Regions from separate parts of the Homo sapiens genome. Here regions 1 and 3 are each linked to region 2. A link is a loop called in an ENCODE intact Hi-C map of the cell type or tissue named here. Cell type or tissue: heart right ventricle. All regions are shown on one strand.

Region 1 (2,500 bases), 82 kb before region 2:
CTCGAACTCCTGACCCCAGGAGATCTGCCTGCCTCGGCCTCCCAAAGTGCTGGGATTACAACACTTTTTTTTTTTTTTTTTTTTTTTTTTGAGACGGAGTCTCACTCTGTCGCCTAGGCTACAGTGCAGTCGCGCGATCTTGGCTCACTGCAACCTGCTCCTCCCGGCTTCAAGCGATTCTCCTTGAATCGCTTCCCAAGTAGCTGGGATTACAGGCGCCTGCCACCATGTCTGCTAATTTTTGTATTTTTAGTAGAGACTAAAACCAACATGATTGGTCAGGCTGATATTGAATTCCTGACCTCAAGTGGTCTGCCCGCCTCAGCCTCCCAAAAGGAATGGAATCTTAAAAAAAAAAAAAACAGTGATGGGAACAGGATCTCACTATGTTGCCCAGGCTGGTCTTGAACTCCTCCTGACTGAACCTCCCAAACTGCTGGGATTACAGGTATGAGCCACCATGCCTGGCCAAAAGTCCCTCAACTTTCTGTTTTAAAAATTGCCACCAGACTTTTCTGCAATGTCACCTGAAGGGTTCCTGGTCTCACACAATGCCCACCCCTAAAACACAGCAGCCTAGGCCACCACGTTCTGCCAGGCGAGGTGTGTGGTAGGAAGAGGGCAGGCAGCTCTGGCCTCAGGCACAAAGGGCTGAGTCCTGGGTCCTGGGGACAGGCACTGGCAATTGAATCTGGACACTGAGCACTGGGTCCTAACACAAGAAATCATTTCCTGGCTCAGGGCAGTGATCTCTGGGTCCTAAAAACTAGGACCAGAGCAGAGACCATAGGTCCCTTATCTCTGGGCGGAGGGTGCTGGGCTAAGTGGCAGTCACCCAAGGCAGGGCCAGGGGTAAGGAGATGCCCAGCCCCCAGTTGTTTTGTAACAGCTGCTGGACTGGGCTGGAGGGGAAATTTAAGGAACCAGGGGGTGAGGTAAGGAGGAAGAGGTCAGTGGGCAGGGCAAGGCCACTCGGGCATGCTGGATTGGTCCCAGGCCCTGGAGGGCGAGAGAAAGACAGTGGCTGGATCTCTAGGGCTCTCATTGGCAGACACTGGGGCCCCAGGAACTAGGGCAAGAAGAGTGGTGAGGATAGCAGGGAGTGTGTGCTACCCCCTACCCCCAACCCCCCTCTTTGTACCCTCCCCCCTTTGTCAACCTCCTGGCTCCGCTCCCAGGCCGAGGCAGCTGGAGTGATTAGTGTGGGTGAAGGAGTACAAATGCCAAAGGCTTGTCTCACGTCTCAGAACACAGGGATCCAGCCAGAGTGGATGGCACAACTGAGTGAGAAATGGAGACCGAGAGATAAACAGAAATAAACAGGGACAACACCAAAGAGATAGAGGAGAGAAGCAGGGCGGGAGACAAAAGAAGAGACCAAAGGCCCACACAGAGCAAGGGGGTTGTGGGGAGGGAGGGTTCAGTAGCTACAGGGCAGGCTGACCTTTTCCTGTCTCTTCTCTGACCCCGTCCTGTCTGAGTTCCCCTCCGCTGTGTCCCTATCCCAGGCTTTCTCAACCTCAGCACTGTTGACATTTGGGGCAGGATAATCTTGGATGGTGGGGGTGGGTGGGTGGGTGGGGGGTGTTCTGTGCCCTGTAGGATGTTTAGCAGCCTCCTTGGCCCTTATCCACCACATGCCATTGGCACTCCCCCAACTCCTCTGCTCTTGTGACAATCCAAACTGCCTCCAGATATTGCCGGATGTTTCCTGGGAAGGGATTGCTCCTGACTGAGAACTGTCCCCAGGTAGGTTCATGTTCTTGAGAAGAGGCTACCCCAGGGTGTCTGGCTGGTTCTCCCTTCGGCCCGTGTGCACAGGGCCCCCTGGCTCTAGCATGGCTTAAGTTGCCCTAAGTCAGAAGCCGGGGAAACTAGGAGAGCCACTGAGACTGAAGAGCAGTCTAGGTACAGCAGTAACGAAGTCCCTGCCCTCATGGAGCTTCTGTTCTTATTCCACCCAAAAGGCATCCCAGGTGTGTTTTGGGATGTGCTAGGGGTGTTTCATGAGTGGGTGTGCACTCTCGTCTCTAAGGGAGGAAGAAGAGATGGGCCCCCAAGTATGTCTGGACAAGATACAGGTAACAAATATGCATTTTATTCCATGATGCTTAGATGTAAGAAATGTCCCATTTATCCAGGCATGGTGGCTCACACCTGTAATCCCAGCACTTTGGGAGGCTGAAGCGGGCGGATCACGAGGTCAGGAGATTGAGACCATCCTGGCCAACATGGTGAAACTCCGTCTCTACTAAAAATACCAAGAAATTAGCCAGGCGTGGTGGCGGGCACCTGTAGTCCCAGCTACTCGGGAGGCTGAGGCAGGAGAATGGCATGAACCCGGGAGGCGGTGCTTGCAGTGAGCCGAGATCGCGCCACTGCACTCCAGCCTGGGCAACAGAGCAAGACTCTGTCTCAAAAAAAAAAAAAAGAATTGTCCCATATATTTAATTCTCTAAACCAGATGATCTGCTCCAAAAACCCCCTGCCAGGCTGGCTG
Region 2 (2,500 bases):
AATCTGACTTCTCTGTTTTTAGAAACAGATAAATTTGCCACTGGATGTTCAGTTTTTATTTCTGGCTTATCTGTTTCATGGTTTTTTCTTTTGTTTTCCCTCTCCTGCAAGGAAAGTATCTATCCAGAGAGTTTGAGAAACCATGCCTTTAAATTAACTAACTGCTGAGTTCTACAGAATTGGAGAAAATTGATTATTTCCTTGTATTTCACAGACTGTATCCTTTTAAGTGACATCTCTTAAATAACTTCATTTGCAATCTGCAGAGACTCATTTTCCTGCATCTGTGCAATGACTGTGAGTTTTGGATGCAGTATGCCCAGGGCCCTCACTAGTAATTGGTAACAGAAGCAGCAGTAGCCTGTGAGGATGGGAACATGAATTAAACCCTCCTTAGTGCTGGTGGTGGATCACCTCCCTCAAGCATAGCCCTTTAATCGGGTTGTATTCACTTTCATAATCTGCATCTGCCTCTCCCTTCTTTTCTTATATTGTTACTGTTTTCAAATGAAAAGTGTGGAAGGTAAGTTTTTTTTTAATTGTACTTAATTACAATAACAACCAGCAGTAAGATATATCTTTGCCAGTTGCTCTTATTCATGGTGTAGATAAAAAAATCTGAGTACAGTGGGCAATAAATAGTGGAAAACCAATCCCACTTTATCTTTAGATTAAATTGAATGTACTTTCTTCTTAAAAATACTGTTTTGTTTAGTTGTTAAATCCTGAAAAGAAACTAGTATATTTGCTAACTGGAGTTATTTGGAAAAAACAAAAATGCATCTGTTCCCAGTCAGATATGAGAAAGCCTGCTGATTAACTGAAGAGTTTTTATTCTATATGTAAAGAAAATATTATTTGAAAGAGTTTTCTAGTAAATTTTACTTATTTGTAGCCAGCTGCTTAGGAGTAGTGGTTAATGTCAATGATCTATATCATAGTAGATAGGAAAAGTGGATCCAAGAACCCCAATGGGTTTTTACACCAACATACGTAATTTTTGGCTTTTTGATGGAAACAAAGTTTCTCATCATTGACAAGCCTGACACTCAGGAATGTACAGTTAGGTTACTATCAAGTCTCTGTGGTTCTGGAAATTCATCTTGCTCTACCAGAGTTATATATTGTTAAATGGAGAAGAACACAACACTAGCCTTCTGTGCACACCGGGGTGGGGGTGTTTTTTAGTTACTCTTTGCTAACTTCATGCGTCCTTGGGTACTTTATGGTCCGATAGTGCCCTCTTGTGGCACCTAGTTAAGATCATGTAGCTCAGCCACAGAAATATGACCTAAGTAGTCAGACCATTTCCATTTTAAAAAACAATATTTTATGTTTTGCTTATGTGATTTTAGTAAGTTCTTTTAAGCTTTGAGCAGATGCATTCTCCCAAGTTTTCTTTGGTGTGTACCTGTTGTAACTATACTTTTAACGATCCCAAGCCTTAGTGGTATCTTAAGAAGTTCATCCCGCACAAGGGGGAGAGAGCTGACTAGGATAGGGTGTGGAGTGTTACCACATTGTAGATAGGGGTCAGAGTACCTGTCTAGGTACCACAGCTCACAGTTTTTCTCTCGTTTCCAATGACCTGGAGCCCTGTTAAAATCCCCGTGCCTGTGAAACTGTAAGCTATTATTATGGTATATTAAAATGGTCTTTGTGTGGTTTACTACCTTAAGAAAATGTTGATAGTTTTTCAGTCACTGTAGAAGTACACCTCCATTTTAAATGTGCTGCAATATGAATGAAGTGACCTGTGTTTCATCACTTGTTCAAATGATTCTTATCCATGTTTTTGTACTTAGTAAGGGCCATACGTAGTGGGATTAAATATTTGTGCCCTTGCTTTGAAAACAAAACTGAAAGTGAATGACACATAAGGGCAGGGATTTCAGAACAGATTTTTCTTGAATAAAAATGCTTGTGTCAAAAATTCAAACATTTGTCTCTTTCCTTTCCATTCCAGTTCTAGGTCTCGTTCCAGATCATATTCTCCAGCTCATAACAGAGAAAGAAACCACCCAAGAGTATATCAGAATCGGGATTTCCGAGGTCACAACAGAGGCTATAGAAGGCCCTATTATTTCCGTGGGCGTAACAGAGGCTTTTATCCATGGGGCCAATATAACCGAGGAGGCTATGGAAACTACCGCTCAAATTGGCAGAATTACCGGCAAGCATACAGTCCTCGTCGAGGCCGTTCAAGATCCCGGTCCCCAAAGAGAAGGTCCCCTTCACCAAGGTCCAGGAGCCATTCTAGAAACTCTGATAAGTCGTCTTCTGACCGGTCAAGGCGCTCCTCATCCTCCCGTTCTTCCTCCAACCATAGCCGAGTTGAATCTTCTAAGCGCAAGTCTGCAAAGGAGAAAAAGTCCTCTTCTAAGGATAGCCGGCCATCTCAGGCTGCCGGGGATAACCAGGGAGATGAGGCCAAGGAGCAGACATTCTCTGGAGGCACCTCTCAAGATACAAAAGCATCTGAGAGCTCGAAGCCATGGCC
Region 3 (2,500 bases), 190 kb before region 2:
TCCCTGGCTCCCCTTTGGCCCCTGATGGGCCCTGTGGTCCTGGCAACCCTGCTGCCCCTGGGACTCCCACACCGTCTACTCCAGGAGGTCCTTTTGGGCCCACAGCTCCTGGCTCCCCCCTGGGGCCTGGAACTCCAGGAGGCCCAGACTCACCCTTGTCTCCTGGGGCCCCAGGAAGCCCATCCAAACCAGGTTTGCCTAAGCCAGCTGGACCAGGGAGGCCGGGGGGGCCGGGGGCACCCCCCTGCCCTGGGGCCCCAGGCAGCCCGGGCTGGCCCACTCCATTATCCCCCTTGAGGCCTCGATCACCTGGGGGCCCAGGCTCCCCCTGGGGCCCTGGTTCCCCCTGGAATCCTGGGGGCCCTGGCACCCCTTGGGCACCTGGTTTTCCAGGGATAGTAATGCCTGAGGGGCCCGGGAGGCCAGGGGGTCCTGGGGGTCCCCGGAGGCCCTGGTCCCCTCGTATTCCTGGCTCCCCCCGAAGCCCCGGCTGCCCTGGTGGCCCGACCTTGCCAGGGAGCCCTGGGGGACCAGCCTTGCCCATCCGGGAGAAGCCAGGGGGCCCAGCAGGGCCAGGCTGCCCATGGAGTCCTGGCTTTCCCATGCCTGGTTTTCCTGGGAAGCCAGGGGGGCCAGGGGGACCCCGAGGCCCGGGCTTCCCAGGGGGGCCGGGCTCTCCCTTCAGGTCCATCGGCAGCAGCGGTAGAGGCATTTCTGAGAAAGAAAGAGAAAGGGGCAGTCAGGGGCCTGAACTGTGGGGACAGGGGACCCCATCTACCCATTCCCCCATTCCAGTATGAGGTACACGGGAGAGGAAGAATGGGGCTGCCCCTTCCTGCTCTCATGGAAGATGGGGTTTGGGGGTGGCCCAGGGGACATCTTGGGGGCAACAGGGTGTCCTCCTTAAGGGCTCCTAACACCCAACCTACCTAGGCTGGGCCTCCTCCATGAGCCTGGCTGATTCTCACCTCTCATCCCTGCATGACCTGAAGGTGGAGTGGCCACCAGGTGGCACCAGCAGCCCACCTTAGAGCCCGTGGGAGCAGAGCCCCACCTCCCAACTTCCCAGTTCATCTCCCCCTTGGAAGACCACCTGTGCCAGCTAACTGCACCGTTTCCAGGCCCTCTGGGGTATTAGGAAAAACACTGAAGGTAGGAAAATTGGTGGGGAATGAGGAGCTGTGGAGGGCGCCTGAGGATCTGATGGCTCTCAGGGAGGCAGGGGATTTGGGGGCTGGGAGCGATTTGAGGCACTGTGGGGTGAGGAGGCTCTCACCCAGGTACTGGCCTTTGCCCTCACGGAAGGGCGGTCCCACAGGTCCTTTCTGCATGGGCTGGATGTACTTCACTGGGGCATAGCCCGCCGCCCCACCGGCCCCGCCACCAGAGGACGCCCGCGGCCCACACCCCAGCACCAGCACCAGTAGCAGCAGCAGCAGCGAAGACAGGGGTGTCAGAGTCCCCAGCATGGCGTCCGTGGACGTGCTGCAAAGAAGAACAGAGAAAGTCATCAAGCCAGCCCTGGGTGGTTTGGCACTAGGCCCGGGGTCACCAAAAGATCAGAATTTAGAGATTACACTGGAGATTTCAGTCAAAAGGCTGAGAAGCAATTCCGAATTTAGATATTATTCACAAGCAATTTTCAAAGTCGCGGGGGTCTGCATAAGCCACCTCCTAAACTTCTTCAGACCCTGCCTGTGGCTGTTCATCACCCCCACCATCTCCGAGAGCCCAGCCTCCCCAGGACAGCAGCCTCCTCAAAACCAGCCAGTCACTCTCTGCAGCCGGGCGTGCCTTTTAGAGCAGTCTGACCTCCCCTGCTAAAAACTCTTGGATGTCAACACCCATTTCCATTGCTGGGCCAGCTCTCTGCCAGGCACTAGGCTGAGCTCTTTAGGGACATGAATTCACTTAATGCTCAGAACACTTTAACAAGTTATTATTATTGTCATCTCCATTTTCCAGATGATAAAACTAAAGCAAAAGTCTTGAGGAAGCCAGAGATGGGATTTGTCTTAGGTCTGTCTGACTGCACCTTCTGCTGATGCCCTTCTGGACTCCCTGCCACTCGCCTTTGGGATCAAGTCTATGGCGCTTAGCATAGCATTCAAGGCTTTTTTTTTTTTTTTTTTTTTTTTTTTTTTGAGACAGTTTTGCTCGCCCAGTGCAATGTGCAATGGCGCCATCCTGGCTCACTGCAAAATCTGCCTCCCGGGTTCAAGCGATTCTCGTGCCTTAGCCTCCCAAGTAGCTGGAATTATAGGTGTGTGCCACCACGCCTGGCTAATTCTTGTATTTTTAGTAGAGATGGAGTTTCGCCATGTTGGCCAGGCTGGTCTCGAACTCCTGACCTCAGGTGATCCGGCTGCCTCAGCCTCCCAAAGTGTTAGGATTACAGGCATGAGCCACCGCGCCCGGCCTGCATTCAAGGCCTTTCTAACCTACTCTGTGCCTGTGTCTCCAACTCTATTGCCTGCTATCCCTTTCTCTGCCCCTCACC

What was found. A loop is a pair of places that touch in the nucleus more often than their neighbours do. Peaks named below come from ENCODE experiments on the same cell type or tissue, not always from the same donor. Only the 100,000 strongest peaks of a DNase experiment are listed, where the experiment ranks them.
Region 1: it touches region 2 in a loop (3-fold over the local background); 10 of 110 quality-filtered maps call a loop at or near these places.
Region 3: a loop joins it to region 2, with 4 times the contacts of the local background. A loop is called at or near these places in 75 of 110 quality-filtered maps.

What each region holds. Positions count from the first base shown.
Region 1 is chr1:36,202,797-36,205,296 of GRCh38, forward strand. No RefSeq gene overlaps it. Among named protein-coding and RNA genes, the nearest start is that of THRAP3, 20 kb to the right of the region's middle. In heart right ventricle, no CTCF peak of the experiment used is centred here; DNase peaks (open chromatin) are centred at 1,135 and 1,625; H3K27ac peaks cover 2,500 bases.
Region 2 is chr1:36,284,402-36,286,901 of GRCh38, forward strand. THRAP3 (thyroid hormone receptor associated protein 3) reads left to right here. Exons shown (of 12, transcript NM_005119.4): 4 at 1,967-2,500. Among named protein-coding and RNA genes, the nearest start is that of SH3D21, 21 kb to the right of the region's middle. In heart right ventricle, CTCF peaks have their summits at 1,252 (motif pointing left) and 1,453; a DNase peak (open chromatin) is centred at 1,220; H3K4me3 peaks cover 170 bases; H3K27ac peaks cover 2,396 bases.
Region 3 is chr1:36,098,774-36,101,273 of GRCh38, forward strand. It overlaps COL8A2 (collagen type VIII alpha 2 chain), which reads right to left. Exons shown (of 4, transcript NM_005202.4): 3 at 1,277-1,485; 4 at 1-714. The coding sequence starts at 1,469. Among named protein-coding and RNA genes, the nearest start is that of ADPRS, 11 kb to the left of the region's middle. RefSeq lists a silencer at 1,290-1,419. In heart right ventricle, CTCF peaks have their summits at 1,008 (motif pointing right) and 1,222; DNase peaks (open chromatin) are centred at 1,008 and 1,421; H3K4me3 peaks cover 418 bases.